Regions from separate parts of the Mus musculus genome. Here all the other regions are linked to region 2. The links are chromatin loops, found by intact Hi-C in ENCODE. Cell type or tissue: left cerebral cortex. All regions are shown on one strand. Links, peaks and the distances in the headings refer to the core of each region. The heading gives the core; the rest is flanking DNA.

Region 1 (7,826 bases), core at 1,087-6,086, 90 kb before region 2:
ACAAAGATGAGGGGTGAAGAACATGTTTGAAAAGGGGATGATTTACTCTCTAAGAATATTTGAGACTTACGTGAAAATATCCATATAACGCATGATCATAATTAATAACTCTCTATTATCTATTAAATCTATTATATATGGCATCTATCATCTATATTAAACCTACCTATAAATAATATACCATATATTTCTTTATCTTCTATTGCATACATATTTATATATGTCATCTATCATCTATAATAAATTTATCTATCATATACCATCTATTTTTCTATCATCATTCTATCACCTATCATCTATTTATCTATATTTTCTCACCAATCTTCTATTATTTATTTTATAACCTACCATCTACCTCCATCTATAATCTATTTATCTGTCTAAAATTTTTCCTTCTGTCTAACATCTGTCATTCATCTCTATCTGCCACGCAGAGATCACGTATCACCAATTATGTCAACTGCATTGCAGAGTACACACCGTCTCTACTGTTTGTGTATTTTATATATGCAACTGTCACTTAACAAGGGAAAATTTGTCACAGATTAAACACTTATGGTTCCCTGGCACTAACAATGTCAGATTATATGTATATTGTGTGAATTAATTCTCTTATAGCTGTGGGCTATTCACACACCTGTACAAGTGGCTGATTGTGGTTGGTTGTTTTGGTTATTGCCATATTGAACATGTTCTGCCAATATGCTTTTCTGCTTTCTGGAGAAATTCAATTCCATTCTAGTGTGCATGGGGCCCATGTGGCTTTGGCTTGATTTTTCATACTTAGAGGCAGGTCCAGATCTCAGTATATTTGTACTAATGAGAGTAATTCAGCTTTTCTGCCACACATGGATGGAGACTGTCTACAGCATGGACCAGGGCAGATTGGTTGTCAGAGTCTTCAGCATAGGTCAGTGTGAAATGGGGGCAAAGCTCGGACACAAGATCTTCTGCTAGCCTCTGATGACGCATTCTGATGCTCAGCACATCTCAGGCACACACTGTTTTTGTTAATGGAAGCACACATAGAATGAAGCCAGGAGAAAATCCTCTGTCACATGGGGCAGGAGACTCTCTGCTGCTTCCTGTCCTTTCCTGTGCTTGTGTAATTGTATGCAGGGGCTTAGGAGTTGCAGCTACAGCTTCACTCAGCTCCACACTCTTCTCTACTCAATACAGAGGACCTGCCACTAACCCCTTTCTCTCATACTTACAGAGTGCTCTAGTGAGAGGAAACTGTTTTCTAATTTACACTGTCCTTTTCCTAATTTTCTTCAAAAATTCCTCCAAGATCTTAGACATTTTCTGATCCTTGGATGGATAAGTATATCACTATTTGTCCTGCACTTGTTATTTCCTAGCCCAGAGCTCCAGGGCATCCCCAAAGATAACCACCTTCATATCCTCATCTGGAAAGTTTGAACATCACATCCGCCATTACTTTCCTCCCCGGAGAGGTCTTTCAGCCTCATCTCTTTTGCCTCTGACTGTACAGCTTATAATCCTACGAACAAGGCATTCTTATAAGGCACACTCTTGTGATCTAAATTCTTGTGCATTGCAATGAAATTGTGTTTATGTATTGACATTGTTTCCTAATTATAAATTCCAGGCAAGTAAAGAAAGACATTTTTCTTCTTACCCTCAAGGTCTGACACACAGACTGTGGTCAATATTTTTCTTGAGCTGTATTATGTGGGACTAGTTCTTGGCGTGTGTTTAATCAATGAAGAGCTTGTGTTTCCCTAAGGCTGCCAACCTTATCTAAAAGAATAATTCTGAGGAGCTGCAGAAATAAAACTTTAGAAAAAAATGCAAAATGAAAATAAAACCAAGGGTAAGGATTTCCAATCTGACAGTCAGGGACAACTCCTGGAGGTTTGCAAGGGTTCCATGTACAATGAGGCAGCAAGGAATCGCCTGGTTACATCCTTCCAATATGGAACCCCCTGAAGTTGTTTAGGACTTTATATATATTTGAAGAAATCAAAATTATATTTTATCTTTCTCTAGACACATCCTCCAATGACCTGCATCTTTCAGTTCAGAAAAAGCAAGCAGAAAGAAATCTACTCTACAATAGTTGGCATTGAGAAAGAAAGCCGCAGAGTAATTGCTACCAAATGGGTTTCAGATCTATTTCTCCTTCAGTTCACCTCAGCCAACCTTTCTTTGTTTTTCTGATTCTGGAAGTAGACACAGATACTTTTAAAGGGACTTTGTCATCTAGAGTTCTATTTCTAAAAGAACTTAGGAGATCAGGAAAGATGGGGAATTGTTTATAACGTCAAATCACTGCTCTGAAATTCCTTGGCACATTGTCCTGATTTTCATGACATTTTTAGCATCTTGCAGTCTTATGGGTAAAGACTTATCAACACCAGGAGAAGTTAGTTTCAGTTGGCCCTATGAGGTGAATTCCTCAGCACCAGTGGGAAGCTTTAGGCTTCCCTGGGTATCATTTCTGTGAGGTCCTCTAGCCCTCCATGTAATAAAGGAAATGTTGCTATGCTATAATACACAATGGTCAACTTATCAGATGGCACTCAGAAAGCAGGTACCAACCAGCCCTGTAGCTTAGAGGAGTAAGGGGGTCTGATTTCAGATTAATATGGCAAAACCAGAAACATGCACAACTTACTAAAAACAAAAGAACTGTTCATGAGCTTCAACTTAGAAAGTTTTAGTTCAGAGAGAGTAAGCTTTGAGATATGATCTCCTGTGTGTATGTATGCATATAACTGTATGTAATATACACTATATATGTATAATCCCAATACAGTGTGTATAATCCCTGCTGTGTGTATAATACATTCTATATATATGATTCATACTGTATGCATGTGTGTATTATCTCTATGGTGCTAATGTGTGTATTTCTGTATATTTGTTTGTGCACATACACACATGTTTGTGTTTGTAGGTGTATGTGATTGTGTGTGTTGCTGTTTTGGCGCTACTCACTGAACTCTTGCTGACACTATTCAGTGGTGATTCATCTCAACCTCACGTAGAACGAAGTCACGTTCATTCCGTACTCTTGCTCTACCAGGTGAGGGCTGTTTGCTGTTGGGGGTTTAGGGACATGAACACAATGTAAGTTTCAATTCCACAAAGTTCATCATAGAAACAATGTATACGCCCCCAGCCCAGAGTGAACAGGAGGCACAGACCCCACCTGAATCTTGGGGCCTGGGGGCTTCTTTTCTTTCCCTCTGGTCTTGCTTCTATCTCTAACTGGCTGTACCAACCCCCCTCAAGGGAGAGATATCCTTCACCTTCGCCAGAAGCCAGATTTCTCTCCTCTGATCCCAGATGTGAACCAGGGTGGAGACAGTGCAGCCAGTGCCCTGGGTCTTTATCCAAGACCTTACCCAAGTCTTCCTGAATTGGAGGCTATCCCCTACTTTCTGCTGGCACCTTTAGTGAGGGCCTCATTCCCGTCTCTATCCCCAAAGATACACAGGAACGATTCTGCTTTAACTTTCTAATGGCAGGGCAGAGTGAGACGTCCAAATGTCATTTCGGAAAGAAAACAGATATTTACAGAAGCACAGAGAGAAAGGACTCATGTCTATTTGTCTGGATCTTGGTTAGAAAATTAAGATTCAAAATTTAAATTTTATTGGGTATATTTGGTTTACACCTTTAATGTGCTCTTGCTTTTGGTATATCTTGAAGAAAACACCAGACACCATGTCATTACACTTCTCACCACATGAACACATCTCTAAACACAGAGCAGGCAAAATGTAACTGCTAATAACATGTTTTACCTATTCCGTGGTCACTATTTTGACACTTCTGATTTCACACTCTACTTAAACATTAAATCGACTCAAAATCTATGAAAACCAATCACAACGTCGACCTATTATTTTTGTTGTTGTTGTTTTTTAAAGGAACGAAATCCTAACTGTGCAAGATGTTACCTGAAATCTAGCTATGTACAAACAGGCTAGAGCCTTCAAGAGCTCAGGCTGCAATATAAATGGCTGCCAGGAGGGGGCGCAGAGCACCGAACTGCTTCCGGCCTCAAGGCCTCTTTGGAGTCTGGAAACTTGGAAGGAGATAAAACACCTTTCCAGGTAGAGAAGGTGGAAGGCTGCGATGCATTTGGTTGGTTTTGGTTCAAACAATACGGCAAGCACACAGAAATGTTTAGAAATATAAAAAGCCGATGCTTGGGTGTTCTGAGTTTGCTGCACCGGATGCAAGACCAGAGAGATGAGAATGAAGAAATTGAAAAACAGTTTCCAACATTGTTACATATTCTATGCGGCTGTGTTTGCTGCAGTTATGTACTCAAGTTACCGTGTTAGCCTTTGTCTCGAGCCCCATATTACATCCTGTACATTTCCTGGACACAGAGAAAGTCATTAGCAACTGTAAAGGGTGTGTGTGGGCTAGGTGCCTCGGCTATACCAATATAATCCTGAAAACCGAGAATAGGTGTGAAGAAGCACCATCGCAGAGAACTAAAACAATCAAACTCACCCTTAACAGCATGGATAATCTCTGCTCTCCAGTCAGGGAGGAGATGTGTTTCCGGTTTGTTACTGACATGCTCCGACTGGGCTTGCAGAATTCTTAATGCCAAATGTATCGCTTGTGGAAAAAGTTGGAAACGTGTTTTTGTTTGTTTTCTTGTTGTTTTGTTTTGTTTTGTTTGAAGCAAAGTCGCATTTTCGTGGGAGGGAATAGGTTTAGAAACAACCTTCCAAGAACAGCACATTACAGTCTATAGCTGTAGTTTGGATGCAAATGGTTCACTGACTGGGGAGTAAGACGAAGCCTGCGTCCCCACTGCCAGTGCGGCAAGAGTTTAAAAACAATTCCAATGGATATAGCAAGACCCCTTGAAAGTTACCCTGTTGAGTTTAGCAGGGTGCAGAGTTTAAGTTCCAGCTGGAGAATTTACCGAAATCAGCACACATTTAGAAATTAGAATGTTCATACTGCAAGCAGACCTAGCGATCAGATGCGTGTCGCTGTCTGGTGCATTCTGGAAAGTAAAACCTGCACTAGGATTATTAAACATTTCAAAATAATAATTAAAACTATACCTAACACAGTCGTGGAAGCACATAATTCAATTTCTGGTATTTCCTTGATTCCAAAACGATGATTTCTGAACTCTCCTTGCTCACTTAATAGAAAATAATTTTGTGTTTTGCTATTATTTTCAGGAATAATCATATGATTTTGGAAGTTAATAAAAATAATTTTAATAAAAAATTGTTTTTATTTTAAGGACCTTACTGCCTCTGTAACCTCCTGCAAGGGGAAACATTACACACACACACACACACACACACACACACACACACACACACACACACACATTGATGTTCATTTATGTCAGGTAAATAAGAGAATTAATTATGCTCTGTATCACTGTTCACCCCAAAAGAAAGACTTGGATAAACAGAACAACAGCATCACAGCTTCACAACAGACCGAAGTAGACTCAGAAAAATTGATGGAAGGAGAAAATTATATATACACGTATAAGTACTTACAGAGAGAGGGTGTGTGTGTGTCTGTGTGTCTGTGTGTCTGTGGAGGGGAAGGGGTGAGCACGGGGTGTACCCACATACATGCACATGAGCTTTCTTGGAAATAGAAATGGTTTCTAAGTCAGGTAATTGCCAGAGTAGAAAAGTAAGTGTTCTGTGAAGATATTTGTCTCATTTTCTGAGATGTTTCAAAAGTTGGAAAAACTTTTCTTCCCGTTTTTCTAAACCCAAACAGTGGAAGCTGTGACAATTCACTATTTGACTGACATATGAAATCCTGAAACCTTTTGTGTTAACAATGCTTTTTGAAAATATGCAACAATGCACACTCCTTTGAAACAATCGTTCTGTAAGCAACTGTGACAAGAGTATTAAGTCAGACAGTTACAGTAATGACATGCAATTTAAACAATCAGGGTAGAGCATGGGTGTGGTCGCTCTAGGCATACAACTGCAGGAATTGCAGACGAAAATCCCTGAACCTTTAGGCCCCCTTTTCATCTGCCTGAAACCTTCCCAGGGTGGGGCCCAGGGCACACAGCACTCAGTTCTCCTGAATGGAGGCCACCTGTCATGGGTTGCAGTCCTAGCGTGAATTAAAATGCAAAGGGGGCTAAGCCATACTCTCCATCTCTCCACACCCCCTCACTGTGCATTCATTATGTTTCTCAAGTTCAGGCAGATGCGCCATCATCTAATAGCATTGAAAGCCACAGCCATGCTGTAGTTGTAAGCACCAGACACTCCCTTGAAATTTGAGGATTATTTCAGGCCATGAATTTACGAAATGACTCTGTAATCTCTTATCATCTATCACTCATAGTTCTGCTTATGGAATTAAAGAACAAACAGTGTCTATCAGAGTTATATATTTTCTTCAGGTCTTCTTGGTTGAGAGGTTAAACATCTCCCGTTCTTGGGTCAAATGCCACTCATGGGCAAGGCTTCTTGAATGCGACAGTGGCCAACACTCCAAGCACATTCAAGTCAACAGCTACTTCTCAGGTTTGCTCTAGGTTTCCTGTAAAAACCCTCCCCTCTGGGTGGGTGCTCAAGTCAGCTTGAAATTACATCCTTTACCAAGAGCACTTGACTTAGCTCCAGCACTGAATCTTCGAAGCCAAGTGATGTAGGGAAATGGGGCAGAAGTTAGCTTTGTGTTGTAGTTCAGCATACCGTGCAGTGCCTAAATCAAAAAAAAATACATGTGATTTAAACTGTGTGCATTTATATCAGGTAAGTAAGAGAATCGATTGTCTTCTCTATTTCTGCCCTTCCAAAGAGAAAAACATGGATGAACAAAAGGATAGCATTATACCTTCTAACACACCAAAGTAGACTCTCAGAAAATGATGGAAGAAAAAAAATTATATACAGAAGTGTAAGCACTTACAGAGAAAGTGTGAGAGAGGGAAGGAGGGAGGGAGGAAGAGAGAGAATATGAATGTGTTTGGAGTGTAAGTACACTTTCTTACATTGAAGAAAATCATCAGGACATTAGATCACCACAAGGTCCAGATATTCCTGCCCACTTCTCACTCAGGCCAACCTTGATTGACGCTGAAGTTGGATATTATCACCTGTTTTTCTCTACGCAGGAGAGGCTCACAATCTGCAGAGCTGGGGGCGGGGGGTCTGAGGTATGATTTCTGATTACTGAAAAATTGGAATCTTTTCATTTGCCATGAGTTGTTTACTTTTACAAAGAGACAACATAAACTTCGTAGAACTATGCTTCCCCATGCATACCTGTGTGTGCACTTGCACACACACACACACACACACACACACACACACAACTAGTGCTAATGTGTTTCAGCCATACAAGGCTGAGTCTCCACGGCTTCATGGAAGCTCATCAAGCATCTAAATGGCATTGGGTGATTTTGAAATCTCAGAGCTCCACCAACAGCTTGTGGAAGTGAACAGAGACCAACACTTAACTCTTGGAATCCTGCAAAACTAGAAAACCAGAGGGAAATGGCCTCAAATCCATTGCTTCAGCTCAGAGGTTGCAGGTTCACAATAAACAGGGCAGGTAGTTGTCACCTAAATAGTAGTGATCCTGGAAAGTTTTGTTACCTAGGGATGTCTCAATACCAAGCCAAGACCAAGGAAATGAACATCCCCCACCCCACCAAGCTGTAGGCCAAGCTGAAGTGTAGCACTGTAATTATGCACAGCAGTGCATAACACTTGATAATCGCACGAGTCAACTATGTTCTGTGCACCACCCCCCAAAAAAACCCACACACATCATAATTCATCTTTGTCTCTGTGTCTGACATTCCAGGAGTGTAAACCCAC
Region 2 (7,826 bases), core at 1,372-6,371:
ATGAAAAGCCACCAAGTCACTCGAGGCTCTGTTGAAATAAAAGCCACAAAACAGCAATGATGGTTAGCCTTTCACCCCCGGAAGTATCTTTATCAAATTATAGTCTTATGACTCAGTTTCTTTTAAAACCAATCTAGACACTAAACTAATATTAGAAGTTTACACATTTTTCACTCTCTCTCATTTGTACTCAGTGGGTGTGCTTTGTGCCTGGGTAACACAATCACATCACTCTATGGAATTCTGTATTCATCTACTTTATATGCATACCTTTGTCTGCTGTTGCATGAGGAAAAATGCTTACATCAGAATATATTATTACTGTTTCCTGGAAGAAACAGGGAAAGCTGACTTAAAAAATAAATCTTCCTAAATATTGGATAGTTGACCAATAAAGCCACATAGGCCAGGTAACTTCTACGTTCTAATCATTGCCATTTCATTTTCTTTAATGTGCACAGGGCTGTCTGATTTTCTATTTGGTTTTCTGTAAGTTTTGGTAATGCGTGTCTTTAATGCCATACATTATCATTCTTATTCATCCAAATTATCAAATTTATTTGCATTTGTCAAGTAAGTTAGATTTCATTCTTTTATGATTTCTTTTGCATCTCATGAGCTAAGAAATAATCATCCTTTTCAATTTCTTATATTAAGAATTTCTTCTTCACCTTCTTTATTTCTGGTAGGCCTGTGTAGAGTTTTATCAATTTTATTGATCTTTTCAAATATTCATCTCCTGGTTTTGTTGATTTTTTTCTATTGCTTTCCTGTTTGCAATTTCATAGATTTATTCAATATATTTTTCTGCTGTTTGCTTTACCCTTAAATTGCTTTCTTCATTATTTCCCAAGGTGAACACTCACAGAACTCCTTGAAAACATTTCTCTTTATAAATATATGCTTTTAATGCTATAAATTCTCACTGTCAAATAAATCTCGTAAAGAAATGTAGTTTAACTTTTACTTTGCTCAAACAAATGTCAATGTCTTCTAAAATTTAAATTTTCTGAGTGCTAGTCTTACCTAGAAGTAGATTATTTTATCCCTATATATTTGAGAACATTCCAGGCGAGTATTGTTGATTTTTATTTTAGTTTAATTGCATTCTCTTTGGATAATACACATTGGGTAATTTTAAGGAAAATTAGACATAGCTAATAGTGACATTCAGATCTGCTGTCTTCTATGATGTTTTGTGTAGCAATTATTGAAATACCAAACACATTGAAAGATTCAGCCAAGTGAGAGGCTGATCCCTTCCTCTTCTAATTCTGTCACCTTTTAAGATAAATTTTGATATTTCCCTTAGGTGAGTGCACACCAGCTCACTCTTTCCTTTTGCTGTACACATCACAGTGTTCGTTCGGTGGTGTTCTGTAGTGGTGAAGAATGGTTTTCTTGTTCTTTACTCTGCTTACTCTGAGTTGGTGTGATTTCTTGACCTGAGGCTTGACTGTCTACAGAACATAGCCTTTTCCCTGCCTTTTCCCTGTGTTATTGTAGACAAAACAGTGCTGTTCTCAAACATCGATAGTGTCTAACTTTTAATACATGTGCTTGTTGTTTTCACGATTAAATTGAAAAGTTGGGCCAAATCTATTATGATTTTAAATATTTGGGTTTTTAAAATTTATTTGTTCATTCATTCATTCATTCATTCATTCACTTTACATCCTGATCACCGCCCCCTCCCTCCTCTATTCCCAGCCTCACTCTCACTCCCCCACCCATTCCCCTTCTCCTCAGAGAAAGGGAGCCTACCCATGGGGACCAACTCACCCTGACACATTTGCTATATCTGGCCTTTGTTTCTTCTTTCTAATACTTTTACACCATCTGTGATATTTGTCAAAATAGTTATGTGCTTGTTTTCTATTATGCATTAACATGCCAATAACATCTCTTTCAAATAAATCTATTTGCATGCCTGAATACTTATACTCTGTATTTTCAACTAATTTAACTCCACCTAGAAGCTCTATATCATCTAAGCAAGCTGCATGGTGTGGTGGCTGTGGGAGAGTTACTTTTGAATGGGAAATTGGTTTCAGCTTTTCAGCTTCCTGGAGAAAGATGACAGGGACATTATTCTCACTGATGAAATGTGTCCTCAAAGATGCATAAGAAGGCAAGCCTTGGTTATGTGCACTTACCACAAGGACAGAGTGACAAGACATTTAATTTCCCTTTGTTATCCTTGCCTGAGGCTCTTCCCTTCCTTCTTTAGATCTAACATTCTTGCTTGTACATTATCCATTCTCCTAAAACAATTTCTAGGTTTCTTTCCAAGAAATTAGAAGTTTTTCTTAATAGATTATTTCTCATTGTTTAACAATTTGTCGACTGGATGCAGAATTCTAGTTTTTCTTTCTTCAACATTTTAAATGCATTAGTGGGCACTCTGCTTGTTTATAGATTTCTGTAGAAATTCCTTTCTCTTTTCTCCTCCCCCTTATGCTCATCCTCCTTGTCTCTCTTTATCACTCCTTGCTTTCTTCTCTTCCCTTCTTTTTGCCTTCTTCCTCTTTCACCTCTTCTTCCCATTCTTTTTCATCCTCTTCCTGCTCTTCTTCCTTTTCCTCTTCCTCTTGCTCTTTTTTCTCTTCTTCTTTTTCAACCTCCTCCTACGCTTTCCTGCTTTCGATATGAATGAATAGAAAATTTTAATCTTGTTTCTTCTTATGTTTTTGTATTTCTCTTTTGAGAAAGAAAGACACACTATACACAAACCAAACCAATAAGCCCAGGAGATGTCTGACCCATCTTCCCTAGCTTGTGAGTCCTGAGCTCCCTTAACCTGGTTTGTGCATGTGATAGATTTGTAGACTTCATCTTCATGGTTATTCCATAAGCTTCTTCAGTTCACTCCTCCTTTCCCCACTTGGCATTCCAGTGATCACTACTTCAACTTCAAGCCAAATTACCTTATACTAAAGCTGGGAAGATTCAATCCATTCCCACACTCTGAGTACATAAGTACAGCCTTGATGTTTCCTTTATAGAGCCAGCAGAGACTTTCTCTATGTTAGGCAGGAACTTTTGGTGCTCCTTGCAGTGTCCACTCTGGACTTCTCTAAGTCTTTTAGTTTCCCATGGATTTGCAGTTTTTTATTCCAATCCTAACACACTAATCTATTTGTGGTATATTGCTGTACTCCCAGAATCTAACAACTGAATTCTCTAAATTTTCTCTACTCTCACCCTCTGCTCTCTTCCCTGCTTCCTTTACTTCATATTCCTTTTCTTTTTCTGAAAAGTATTTTTACTTAATTGATCTTGCTTGTTTGAAAGCTAGATATGATCTATCCAATAGTAGGGACTGAAAAGAATTCACCATGAGTGAATAATGTATTACACTTCATGGATTTGCTTTAATGTGACTAGGATCTAGAATTTCTTGAATGCCTCATATAGAGAAATGAATTTTTCCTGGCCCTTGTTTTAGTCTTTTTCATTTTGGGGTCCCCTTAGGAGTCCTTTGAGAGAGCCTGTCCTGTGACTCAGGGCTAGTATTATACCAATGTCTCTGTGGTGAGAATGCACAACAGAAGAAAATTCTATGACGCCTGATAGTATCCAGCCCTTTTCTGTGCCTCCAACTTGTCTGTGACATCATAGTTGCTCTTGTAGTATCATTGTTTCTCCTTAAGCTTTCTTTGGTAGAGTAGACATCTAACTTATAGTGGCTGTTAGGTCCATCACAAAATTCATCTGTGCCTTCTCACCATTCAGTTCTGACTCCACTGGAAAATTCACCCCACTGCTGGGTCCAGAAAAAAAAAATTGCTCTCAGTTTTCTTGGGCATTGGTTGTGGTGATTTGATGTGGTCCAGGTCTCTTAGATGCTGGAGCAGTAAACAAATCCTGTAGCTGTTGTGCTCTGTGCAAGAAGACACACAGAGTAAATGCCACCATTTAGCTGTAATGGCTTCTGGAAGGGGGCTAGAGAACCCCAACTCTAGCCAGGTCTCACCACCTGATTAGTGATAATTTACGCACAACTTGAAGCAACACCCATTAGCCCAGGAATACAAAGCTTTGGAAGCAGTAGGCCAGTATGAGTCACTGCCACTTTCTTCTGCCAAGATGTGGGATGCCTGCCTGGATACAGTAGCTTTGGATGCTTGGCTGCCTTGTCAGCTGCTGCCATCTGTCTGCATCTCATATAAATCCTCCTCCTTGTTGTTTGCTATACATCATGTTTTGCAGATGATTCTCTGAGGCAAGAATGATCCTTGCCACTCTTGTGCAACCAGGGTTTCTGCATGTCTTTCCCACAGTCAGGTTGGCAACACAGCTTTTGATGCAGCTCTCTGGGAATCATGCTCTGTTCTGGCTAATTTACAGCATCCTATTGTAGCCAAGATTATTCACCCTATAGTTCTGCTTAGTCGGATTCAAAAGGTGAGTTTAATAGATTGTCCATGGTAATTTGGGACCACTAGCCACAAGGGCTGTGGAAAAGGCTAACTATATATCTCTGTTGGCTAGCACAAGGCAGTGATTGTGTATATCACCCTCTTTGGTGTTCCTTCCCGCTTGGACACTGGCCAGGAGCTGAAATCAGAAAAATAAAGATGGTTTTGTGTTACTCTCTCTCTCAGAAGATTCCCAGGCATGGAGGAAAGCAGTTGCTAATGGCGATAGCCTGTGTTTGTCAGTCTATCTTGGAAACAATCCCAGAGTTTTGTTTATTTGTATTCTCTGCAACATTTGTGCAATACGAGAGTTGAGTGAGTGACGACTTTGGAGATAACTTTGTCGACAATGAACTTAGCTAGAAAGAACCACCACAAGGTTGACTCTTTGGAGTCCAAGAAAAGATGAATGAGTTAAGTTAATTTATCGTGGCCTGCAAGTCACATGCCAACTGGACAGAAATGTCTGGCAAATTTTTGGCTTAGTGGCATTCCCTCTTCTGTTTCTGGGAGAAAAGATTTTCACTAAAACTGTTCTAAGAGGCCAGGGAAGAGTGACCTCCGTGCACAAGATGAGGGTGCTGTTTATTTCTTCATGCTTTCTTAATCAACTCTTAAGGAGAGAGGAAAGTTGAGGGGGAGATAAGAGAGAGATTTTGATCTCAATGAATGTTACTGCTCAAAAACAAAAAACGTTATGCCCTGTTATGTACACTATAGCCTTGTACCTCACTCTTAAAGAGGTTCCAATGATTCTATTTACTGTCTGATTTAACCACAAGATTGTTAAGAAATGAAAACATTTGAGGGGGAACTATGAGCTGAACTCTACCAGACACTAAAAGAACACTATCCTGAACTAAGAAATCCATGCTTTATTGAGAAAGCCTCATAGCCCACTGTAGCTGCTTTAAGTCCAGATGGCCATACACCCAGCTTCCCCTGAAGTCGACAGATTAAGAAATTGAGACATTTTTCTTTTCTTGATCAGCTGTCCTTTTTAATGGCATAGTATCAAAGAAAGCATACCTACATTTCCATTTGTGGTTTTTTTTTTTTTGTTTTTTTTTTTTTTTTTTTTTTTTTTTTTTTTTTTTTTTTTTTTTAACCTGACTCAGTGAGAAGATGCCAGGTACTTAGGAGGCAAATAGGAAGTGGGGTGAAAATGGGGCCTGGAAACCAGCCCTTCACTGTCTACTTGGTTCCGTTCTTTTGCTTTCTAGACTTTAGGTAAAATTGAAACTTCATTTATTTGTCTTCATAATGGGAGTAAACAATCTGGGTTTTTTTTGTTTGTTTGTTTTTTTTTTTTTTTTTTTTTTGCCTCAAAGTTAGTGGAAGGATGTAGTCATTGCTTTGGGTTTAGGTATGGGTGTCTGTGAAAATATTTGGCTAGCAGCAAGCATGGATGATACAGAAGCAAAAACACAAGGTGTGCTGAAATCGCCATCACTAGAGATTAGAATGTTGCTTCCTGAGAATGTGTCGTCGTCCCCCCCCCCCCTTAAGGAGAAGTTCTGTTTCCACCATCCTCCTCATTTATGTCCTCTTTCCATTGAACTTGATTTTAGATTAAATCTCACTGGCTTTGGGCACTCTGTTGGCCACATATTTATTTTAATTCCCGAAAGCATCCTCAATCTCTCTCTGAAATACATAACCAGGATCCCTCTTCTAGGCTTGGTAACTCCTCTTGCAGACATGAGGAATGCTAGCTGCAGATAGCTCTGAGCCACTTCCTAGTGACTACAAAAAACAAAGGAACAAATGACCACACCCTTACTTTCATTTGAGATCATTGGAAAGTGGCACCAAGGGCTCCTGAAAGTGCATTTGCAAACTAGGGGCAGCCAGTCAGTGTCCACTCCATCCTGTTCCCACTGGAGCAAATGTGTCTCAATAAGAGTATCTCTCAACAGGCACCGAGCTTGCTGCCTGCATTCAGTGTCTATTTCCAGAGATATGTTAATGATCATAATATAATCACTTTATCCTCTTAATTCATTTACTAGATATATTTAAATTCATTGTGTTCAGCCTTAGAAGTACAGCAGCAATATGTGTGTGTGTGTGTGTGTGTGTGTGTGTGTGTGTATAACATGTATACATATTTACTGAACAAGGCATATTAGGAAATCTTATGAATAATTTATATTAGTCTTCAACAAAAGACAATGCCAACCAACATTCTTGCTTTCCACCTGTGCTAATGCCACATGAAATTTATGGTTCACTTCTTTTCTTTCATTTGAATGTGTTGGGCCCTGGGGCAAAAATTCAGTGTAGGCACATTTTACAATAATCACATCATGGTGGTTAGTGCTTGCAAGTTCTTGGGCTTTTATATTCTGAGGTTTATATTTTAAGGTTCCAAGGAGGCTTAAGTTCTTTCTTAGTTCTCTACAAATATAGCATGGATCCCTGTGAGCCTGACTTGGCTGCTGTGCCACAGTCCTCACCTAACACTGTGAGTTTGCTTTATGTTATTCATCTAAGGTTGAGCTCCTTGCCACCACCATCCTCCTCTCTACTCTAGCCATGCATAAGAACAGTTTTGTCTCTAAGCATTGGTTTACTCCACTTAAATTATTCTCCAATTCCACTCAGTTTCCACAAATGACAGATTTCAACTTTTAAAAACCATTGTTGAACATAAACCTCATAATTGCTTGAATTTCTAAATGTTTCCTAAGCTATGTGTCAGTTCTTAGACTTTTCATCCCTTAAGCTGAAGGATTTCAAGAGCACATCAGGGTTTAAAGTATTTGTTCTGAATATAATAAAGGCATGGAACAAGAAAATCCTAACCTTAGCAAGTGTATTTTTTAAGACCAGGTCTCTACTCAAGGTTGGTGTTGAAGTCTTTGTATACCTGAGGATAACTTTGATCTTCAGATCCTTCTCTTTCCATTTCCCAAAATTTGAAATTACAATGCATGACCACACCTGATTTTTTCGTGCTCAGAATTGAACCTGGGACTTCATGCATGCTAGGCAAGTACTCTACCACTAAGGTCTCAGCCTGTCCGTCCATCATTCTCCTATATAAGTTGGTAAGTTCTGCCCCTTTAAGTGCTAATTTTATGGTGTGAGAATCAAGCTGTGGAATTCAGCTATAAGATTAATTGGTAACCCAAGATCTATGAGATCAATGAGGGAATTTTCAGATGGGCTGGGTGTGGGAGACCAAGGATGGTCTGTCTTTGAGAAATATACAGATGACTGTATGGACATCTCCAAACAAGAAGCAGATGTCACACGAGGGTGAGAAGCAACTGTAGTTATTTGTCAGGCTTTTAGGCAGCTCAGTGTTTCCCTGTAATAGCTCTGACTTTTATTTCCTAAATGGCTAAAGACTTATTAAGACAGAAGTTGAAAATATTCAAATGCATAAAAGGTAGATTG
Region 3 (7,826 bases), core at 1,818-6,817, 270 kb before region 2:
ATCGAAAACCACTACTGACCTATTTGATATTTCCTTTCAGCTGCAGGGTGTGCCATAGGCTTCACTCAGAAGGAATACCCAGCTGGATGATTCTGTCTAACTATGTTGTCATTTAACCAACAATAATCACAGGTTGGGTAATTGCAAAAGGCATCACACTGTGCCAATGCTGATGACACATGATACAGAGATGATTCTTTGCAAGTCTTAAGGCAAAGCAAACCCAAGTCAGATATTAGTTCATACTCATACAAATGTTACACACACCCTCACGCCAAGGGTTGAAGAACAGAAGAGAGAGAGATCCTTCTGAACGGATGGGAACTGGCCGTGAGAGGAGACCAACTCTACTAGTCTGACAAGCAAAGCTTTCACGGCCCTATGAGGTGATGTGCTGCATCTGAGCCATGAGCAGCAAGCTCACACTATAGTGCTCTGATCCAAGCTCGTGAATGCATCATCCAGCATCCTAGCACTGGAGAGAAGTAGTGCAAGAGACTGAAATCTGCCAGAACTGAATCAGTCCTAATTGATCAAGTAGGTCAAATAGAATCTTGTTCAAAATGGGATTCAGAAATAAAACAGTTCTCACAATTTATAACAATATAACAATATAGTTATATATTAACTAATTATATATAAATATTAAATACAGCCATATTAATACTGTATATCATATATTATTTTAAAATCTATTATACACAATACATGATTACTAAAGAACTGTGTACTGTGTGTTGTTTTTAGCTTTGAAACAATTTATTCATATAGGATTAACTCATATAGGAACATTGTCATTTCAAGCAATTATCTGGAACTTAATTTGGTGCCATTTGCTTGCCATTTAAGAATCAACAAGATACTGCAGCTGGCAAACAACTAAGGGGAGACCATAGTAAATTAAGGAAAATCAAGATATTCCAAATCCAATCCATAGACAAGTATATGAGAGAGGAGAGGGAGAGGGAGGGAGGGAGGGAGGGAGGGAGGGAGGGAGAGAGAGAGAGAGAGAGAGAGAGAGAGAGAGAGAGAGAGAGAGAGAATGAATAGGAGATAGATGATAGACAGATATATATTTTTGATAAGTGAATAGATTTAAAGATAGGTAGGTAGACACACACATATATGTGTTGATAGATGACAGGAGATAAATATTAAAAAGGCAATTATGTAAAGGCACATATACTTAATTGATAAATAAATAGATACAGATAAGTGACAGGCAGGCACATACATACATATTCATACAAGCACATATGATTGATAGATGAAAACAATAGATAGATAGATAGATAGATAGATAGATAGATAGATAGATAGATAAAGATATATTGAGCTAATCATGAATCAATAAAGAAAAGTGCCTTTGGCTAGGAAGTCACATAGGAAACTTCACTTGTTGCTAAGAACAAAATTGCACCACAGCCTTGAGTTCTGTCTGTATCTTTGTTGAATAAGAATCTCTCCATTGTAAGAAATGAAAGCACAGCTCATTACAGAGCTGAAAGTGCTCTCCTCTGAGATAAACGATGAATGTGGGATAAGCAGAAGAGGGAGGAATAGCAATTAGATGGGTGGGAAATTCTGAAAAATAATTACTGAAAAATGTCTCTGAATGAAGTCTAACCAACTTGCCATGAACTCAAGTTCTTATGTTTTCCTGAAATCATCTACTGTTTGAAGGGGGAAATGCAGCTAATAGAGAAAGCATTTGAGCTCCTCCCTTCCCAAGGCTGCTCCAGGCAGATGGGAAGGAAAAGTGTGATCTGGCCTTTCTTTCTAGTCAGGCCTTGCAGTGTCTGCAAGTGGGAGGGTTGTTCCTGAGCACTTACTGAATAAAAAGATGCTGTCAAGCCTTCACTAACTCATCAGGGATGCTATGGACAAAGAGCCTTGAATACGAAGAACGTAACTATCTGCAGACATCTTTTTCCTTTTCTATACCTGACAAAAGGGAAGTGAGCGAGACATAGACAAGCAGCTTCCTGGGAATCAGAGCCCTATTCATAGCCTTCAGTTTGGTTCTCCTCATCTTTCTACACCTCCAACAACTAGTGTGACCTTTGACAATGAGTGGCCTCCATATTGTCAATAAAATAATAATAACAAATGATGTCTGCCTGCTGCTAAACGCTTGCATGTGTCAATACTGTGTCAAGCATCACCTATGCTCAGCTCTCAGGGGTCATTGTGCTCAGTTTCCATGGGGAAAGAGAAAACGCTGCAAAGGGTTTAGGTAAAGTCCACAGAAGGCCATGTAGTTCAACATCAAAGCCAAGTCCCTCCCACCCCCTAATCCTATAGCTAAATCTGAGTGATGCTTTCCCTTATCCATTGTGAGATTACTGAATGCAACCTCTCTGGTCCTCACATGTCAATGAAACTGTCAATAAACATTCATAATGTACTTATATTTGGATGGCTAGGCCTAGCCTCATAGATCTGTTCTAATCCCTACAATGAGTAAAAAGCCACTGCAGATGTCTCCTTGTTGATCACCTTCTCAGATGTGGACAAGTAGGGAAAAGTTGCATGAGATGAAGATGTGACAGCTGCCACAGCAGACAGGCAAGTCCTATTCATCCTAAACTCCTTGTATGGGAACAGAACTAATGCAGTCCTCAACCCCAGTGATCATAAACATGAAAATGCACAAAGAATCCCCCAAAGCACTACTAAAAGTGACAACCAAATGCAGATGCTCTTTCTATCTTATCCAAAATACTCCATGGCTGCCTTATTAAAGGAATATTTGTCTTGCTTACCCTGTTTTTCAGTGGCACCCAAATATGTCAGCAAACTCAGGTTAGACTCACCCTGATTTGAGGCACTGGGTAGTGAGGTATCTGCTGGGATAGAAAAGAGTCATTGTTCAGATATAAGGATCCCTCCAAAGCGTCCTCTCCAGTGTAATGTTCAGAGGTGGGGCTTTGGGAACATGATCATGTCAGGAGAATATGATGTAACTAATAATTAATGCACTGATTATGTCATAATTTCAAGGTAACACCTTCTGCCATGGTAGAGATAAATAGTGGGTCCTAGTAGGAGGAAGACAGTAGGAATATTCTCTTGAGGGGATGCTCTTTTACCAGGACTTCTCGTCTTTCTCTGTGTGACAACCCTGAAGCAAAGCACTTTGGCCCAGAACATTCTTTCTCATCATAATACTCTGTTTCCTGACAGCTATCAGAAATGGAGACAGCTTACCATGGGCTAAAACTCAGAAGCTGTGGTCCTCAAATACTGTGGAGATTTCAGAGAAGAGATAGTGTGGTCCTGTGTAAGTAATGTGAGCTAGTTAACTCAGTAGGAACTGTGCACTAAAGGACAGAGGTAACAGATGTCACAGGCTTATAGAAATGACGGCCAGTTAAGGATCTAAATGATTTGTATTTGTGGAGTTTGTAGAACACATGTTGGCTCCACGAGCTAAGCACCCTACAGGGGCTATCATTCTGTTCTTCATAACAACCTGTGGGCAGGTGAACCAAGATCTGCATATTGATGGTTAGGAAGATTAACTACTTAACTAACTGGACAAGTGCACACAATTGTAGAACATGGACAGAGCTCATTCAGACACTTGCCTTTGGAGCTCATGAGGTGACTCTTGTGACAGGTCAAATTGTATTTACAGGAATGTGTGGGGACTGCCAAGTATAAAAACACTCAGGCACCACTCTCTGCATTCTAGGTCTGTCTTGGTCATTAGCTCCCATGAAACATTATCAAGTTTATGGCATCATTTATCTGCTCATTTAAAACATTTTAGAGGAAAGGTTTATAATAGTTTCTAATTCTTCTTGAACTTAAATATTATGTAAAAATTTTATATATCCACACTTTGCTCTTATAGGAACATAATTGTCACATACCAAATAGAGCAGACAATTAGTAAAGAGTCATTATAAATGCTCACATACTTTTGGTGTAGCTGACCCTGCTATGTGAACATTCGCTGTATATTAGGTGCTTAATATTTCCTAAAAAGGAGGTGGTACTTCATACACATCCAAGTGATTAATAATTAGTAAGATGAGCATTAATTGTCTTAAGATATGATCTCAAGGCTAGATATGCTGAGAACTCAGCATAGAAACTGGATATTCATAAGTTGGCCGTGTTGATGAGCTCTACCCTAATGAAGCTTGTATTTACGAACAGTAAGTAAGAGTTGTGTGGTGTTCAGAACTTAAAAGACTACCATGTGCCTACCATGGCGTAGGTCCTTATGGACTATGACTAATCTCCAGGACTTCAGGTCCCAGAAGAGTGTCTTCCAATCTCAAAACAATGGATCCAGATGCAATATCACAATTGGCCAGAAGGTGCCACCATCAACCATCTGATTTAAAATTTGATGTGAAATTTGTAAAAAAATGTTGAAGTGAATTCTCTCATTTCACATTTAGTCAAATGTCATAAATAAATTATTTTTATAAGCATATAATTCATACATCTAAAACAAGTATACATCCTTATGTTTGATTCCAGTCTATATCATTAGAGGATAATAAATATTTGAAGGGTTACAAAGGTAGACGGGATTAGAAAGCAGGAAGTTGAGTACTACCGAGTACTTGGGATCGGTTTCTGGGAGAACAAAAGCAGAGGATCTTTCCGATGGTTAGAATGTGTCATCTACAAGAAAAGTTCAGAAAGAAGCAGGCATGCAAGTCTGAGAAGTGGAATCATCCAAATATCTGTGGATCCGTGGTCACCAAAGAAGAGACACTTGAGATAGGTTCTAAGGACATTTCAGTAAACAGGATCAGGATGAACGTTATGAAAGGGAATGGATAGTCTTTTAGAAAGAGCAACACGGAATGATTTTAAACACACTAAATCCAATGCACTCAGGGTAGAGGATCATGTCAGAATCGGCTAAAAAGTGAGAGGGGGCCAAGGGGAGATGAGTTATCAAAAACAAGTTATGTAATATTTTCTCTGTCAAATGAAAACATCTTTCCTGGTCCTACCAATAGCAGCAACCTAAGAGCCTTGTGTGTTTAAGAAACTAAGTTCATCTCACAGGGAAGATGAACAAGAGAGGACAAACCCAGGACAGCAAGCAAGCTATGCTGTGTTACTAGAGGAGAGATGGTGTGGGAAGGTACAGACCTGGCTGTGGAAGTGGAGAGGACACAGCTGGGGCTCCATGCTGGTGAGGACAGGGTATGAGGGGAGCCAATACAGAGCTCAGGGTGGATGAATTCTCTCTCAGTAATTTAGGAATCTGCATCCATGAACCACTCAAAAAAGCAAATGAAATCCATAACTGCTATTCTTTTGGCAGAGGAGAGAGCGAGAAGCAGTGAATTCAGTCTGATCAATGCTGTGCTTGAGATCCTGACAAAACATGTGGACATGTAGTCTAGGTAAGGGTTAAACATCATAGTTCAAGTAAGGGTTAAACACCAGAGCCTGGTTAAGCTTGACAGAACCAACTGAATTTGGCATCATAAATTATATCCTTGCTATTTTGGACACACACAAAAAGCTGATTTTCCAAGATGACAGGATTTGACTAAACTTGCATGAGTTTACATAGAACAGAGTTATCTTTTCTTTCAGTGGCCGCAGTCCACTTCCTTTGTTTCTGATACCTGTTCATTATTCCAATATTAGCCAAGTATCTCCCAAGCTGTAGCAGATGGGCTCAACTATAGCTGAAAGCAGAGTGACTCTCACCTGCACGCTCTGGCAGGAATTCAGACACCCAGACAGTCACAGTTTGACCTGGTGTGCACTGGAATCACCAAATTGTCATGGCTTTAAACAGCATATTATTCTGTCTTTGGTCCCTACCATTAATTTTTTTCCTCATAACAAATTGCAAGGACAAAGAAGGCAAATTCAATATATTTCTTAAGAATATGCTGGATACATTTAAATATGAAGTAAGCAGGCAACGAGAATCCAAGTATGGTGTGAACATTATCTACAGAAGTCTTTTGCCTGCTAATGAATTTGTAGCTTCAGTACATACTGGAATACCACCACAGGCATGCCAGGAAAGATCAACACTGAGTGCTTCAGCTGTCTAGGTTTAAATACAGGTATTATAAGGCCACTTTAAAGGCAAGGTTATTTGAATTGTTAATTGTGAATCGATTCAGGCATTCATTACCTTAAGGTATTAGATAGGTTAATTAACTACCATGACTCATTTTTCAAATTATAACATGAAGACTAATTTTTCTTACCTTTTGCCTCTAAGATATTAATTAATGCATATTTGCATCACACACTTTCCACATTCGATGAGCACCTATCTGTGGCACAGCGCTGTGCCAGGCTGAATGACAGCATGCCTGGGCTGGGCTGAGGTGGGCACTAAGCACTAGCAGGAGAGATTTGTTCAAGTTTTCTTCAGTGTTATTCTGCAGGACAAGCACTCCTGAATAAGGCAGACAGGTAGCAGGAATCATGCATATGCTAATTGTAATAAATAATGAAAATATTTAGACATGATGAGGTTTGAACTTGAACTTTATGAATAAATTGAGATTAGTATGCAGCGCCAGCTGTATAGCCTGCTTTTGTTCTTCCTTTTTAAAAGGCAGTCATTACTAAATGATGCTTGGAAATTTTGCAGCAATTTGTTCATCTCCCCGCTTCCACTACCCATCTTTACAGCCATTAAAGTCACATCCCCTTGGCCTCTATATCAACATGTATGTGAAGAAGAACCCTGACTCGTACTGGGGCTCACTGCCTTAGACAGCCCCCTGCTGACTTCCAAGACAGTGAAAAAGGCCACCATCAATATCTGACATGAGTGAAGAACATGCTGCATAAAGAGCTCTCTCCATGAGAGGAAGAAAGCTTTCTCCAGTCTAGAGGAAGTGTCTTTCTATGCAGCCTCTCCTCACAGGGTAACCTTGCATTTTCAATGAAAGATGAAAAAGATGGGGAGCCTGGGAATTTTCTCACAGAGGATTGGGCTCATGGACAGAGAAAAATGTTAATCATTGAGAGTTTCAATAAAGCAATTTCATATCCAATAGAAGCAAACGATCTTATGTCAAAGTAAGAGAAAGAGATGGAAGCAGTCTCAGAGATGTTCTAGGAGACAGTGGCTCCACTCTCTTCTTCATCTGACCAAGATCCAGCTGTAGGGAAAGGAGGATGGATGGTGCAAGCAACTCTGCTGGGGATGAGAAGCAGTGGCAATAAGTGAATAAAACAACGCCTTTAAAACTAGAACCAAGATGACTTTCTTCAACCTTTAACCTTTCTCTGTGTGTAATAGTTCGCTGTGTCCTGGGTCACATAGGATCTTCTTCAAGGTTCTTTCTAGATCTCATTGGCTCGCTGAAAGAGGTCATATCAATGTTAGCATATATCACTTAACATGCGGGCATAGAAATGCAATAGGAAGAGTAGATCTGCCTGGAATGTTTCACTATGAAGTAGTGAAGGTAGAAAAAGAAACAGGTTGATGGAAAGTGTTGTATTTGTCCATGGGAAAATACTTCATCACCCCCTTTGAATGGTGAAATAGTGGGCAGGACCAAGTTATCTCACACACTGCCATTTGTACCTTGGCTGTGCATTCACTGTGTGCTGTGGATCTGATGAGTATAGTGTGAGGCCTAACAACAAACCTACCATGAATCAGCTTATCTTTTTCACAAGTTTACAGATAGAAATTTGCTCTGTTGGTGAACTTAGATAGTTCAGTGTGACTTTTTTTTTTTCCTTATGGAGTCAGGCAATTTCCCCTTTTCATTTAAAGCAACATCTTCAGGTTTCTCTTTAGTATATTCAAATCAACACCCTCATTACTTCTGTGCTTTGGGGCACAGTTAAGTAAAGTG

Evidence for each region. Peaks named below come from ENCODE experiments on the same cell type or tissue, not always from the same donor. Only the 100,000 strongest peaks of a DNase experiment are listed, where the experiment ranks them.
Region 1: it touches region 2 in a loop (5-fold over the local background); 7 of 42 quality-filtered maps call a loop at or near these places.
Region 3: a loop joins it to region 2, with 3 times the contacts of the local background. A loop is called at or near these places in 2 of 42 quality-filtered maps.

What each region holds. Positions count from the first base shown.
Region 1 is chr8:17,570,257-17,578,082 of GRCm38, forward strand. Gm39137 (a long non-coding RNA gene) reads left to right here. Exons shown (of 3, transcript XR_870169.1): 3 at 3,903-4,159. Among named protein-coding and RNA genes, the nearest start is that of Gm39137, 12 kb to the left of the region's middle. In left cerebral cortex, for the core only: a CTCF peak has its summit at 4,000 (motif pointing right); a DNase peak (open chromatin) is centred at 4,017.
Region 2 is chr8:17,660,364-17,668,189 of GRCm38, forward strand. No RefSeq gene overlaps it. Among named protein-coding and RNA genes, the nearest start is that of Gm39137, 100 kb to the left of the region's middle. In left cerebral cortex, for the core only: a CTCF peak has its summit at 4,153; DNase peaks (open chromatin) are centred at 2,870, 4,108 and 4,550; H3K27ac peaks cover 1,897 bases.
Region 3 is chr8:17,389,826-17,397,651 of GRCm38, forward strand. The region is part of intron 1 of Csmd1 (CUB and Sushi multiple domains 1); the gene reads right to left. C030002A05Rik reads right to left here. Exons shown (of 1, transcript XM_030243881.1): 1 at 1-7,826. Among named protein-coding and RNA genes, the nearest start is that of C030002A05Rik, 99 kb to the right of the region's middle. In left cerebral cortex, for the core only: a CTCF peak has its summit at 4,324 (motif pointing right); a DNase peak (open chromatin) is centred at 4,314; H3K27ac peaks cover 360 bases.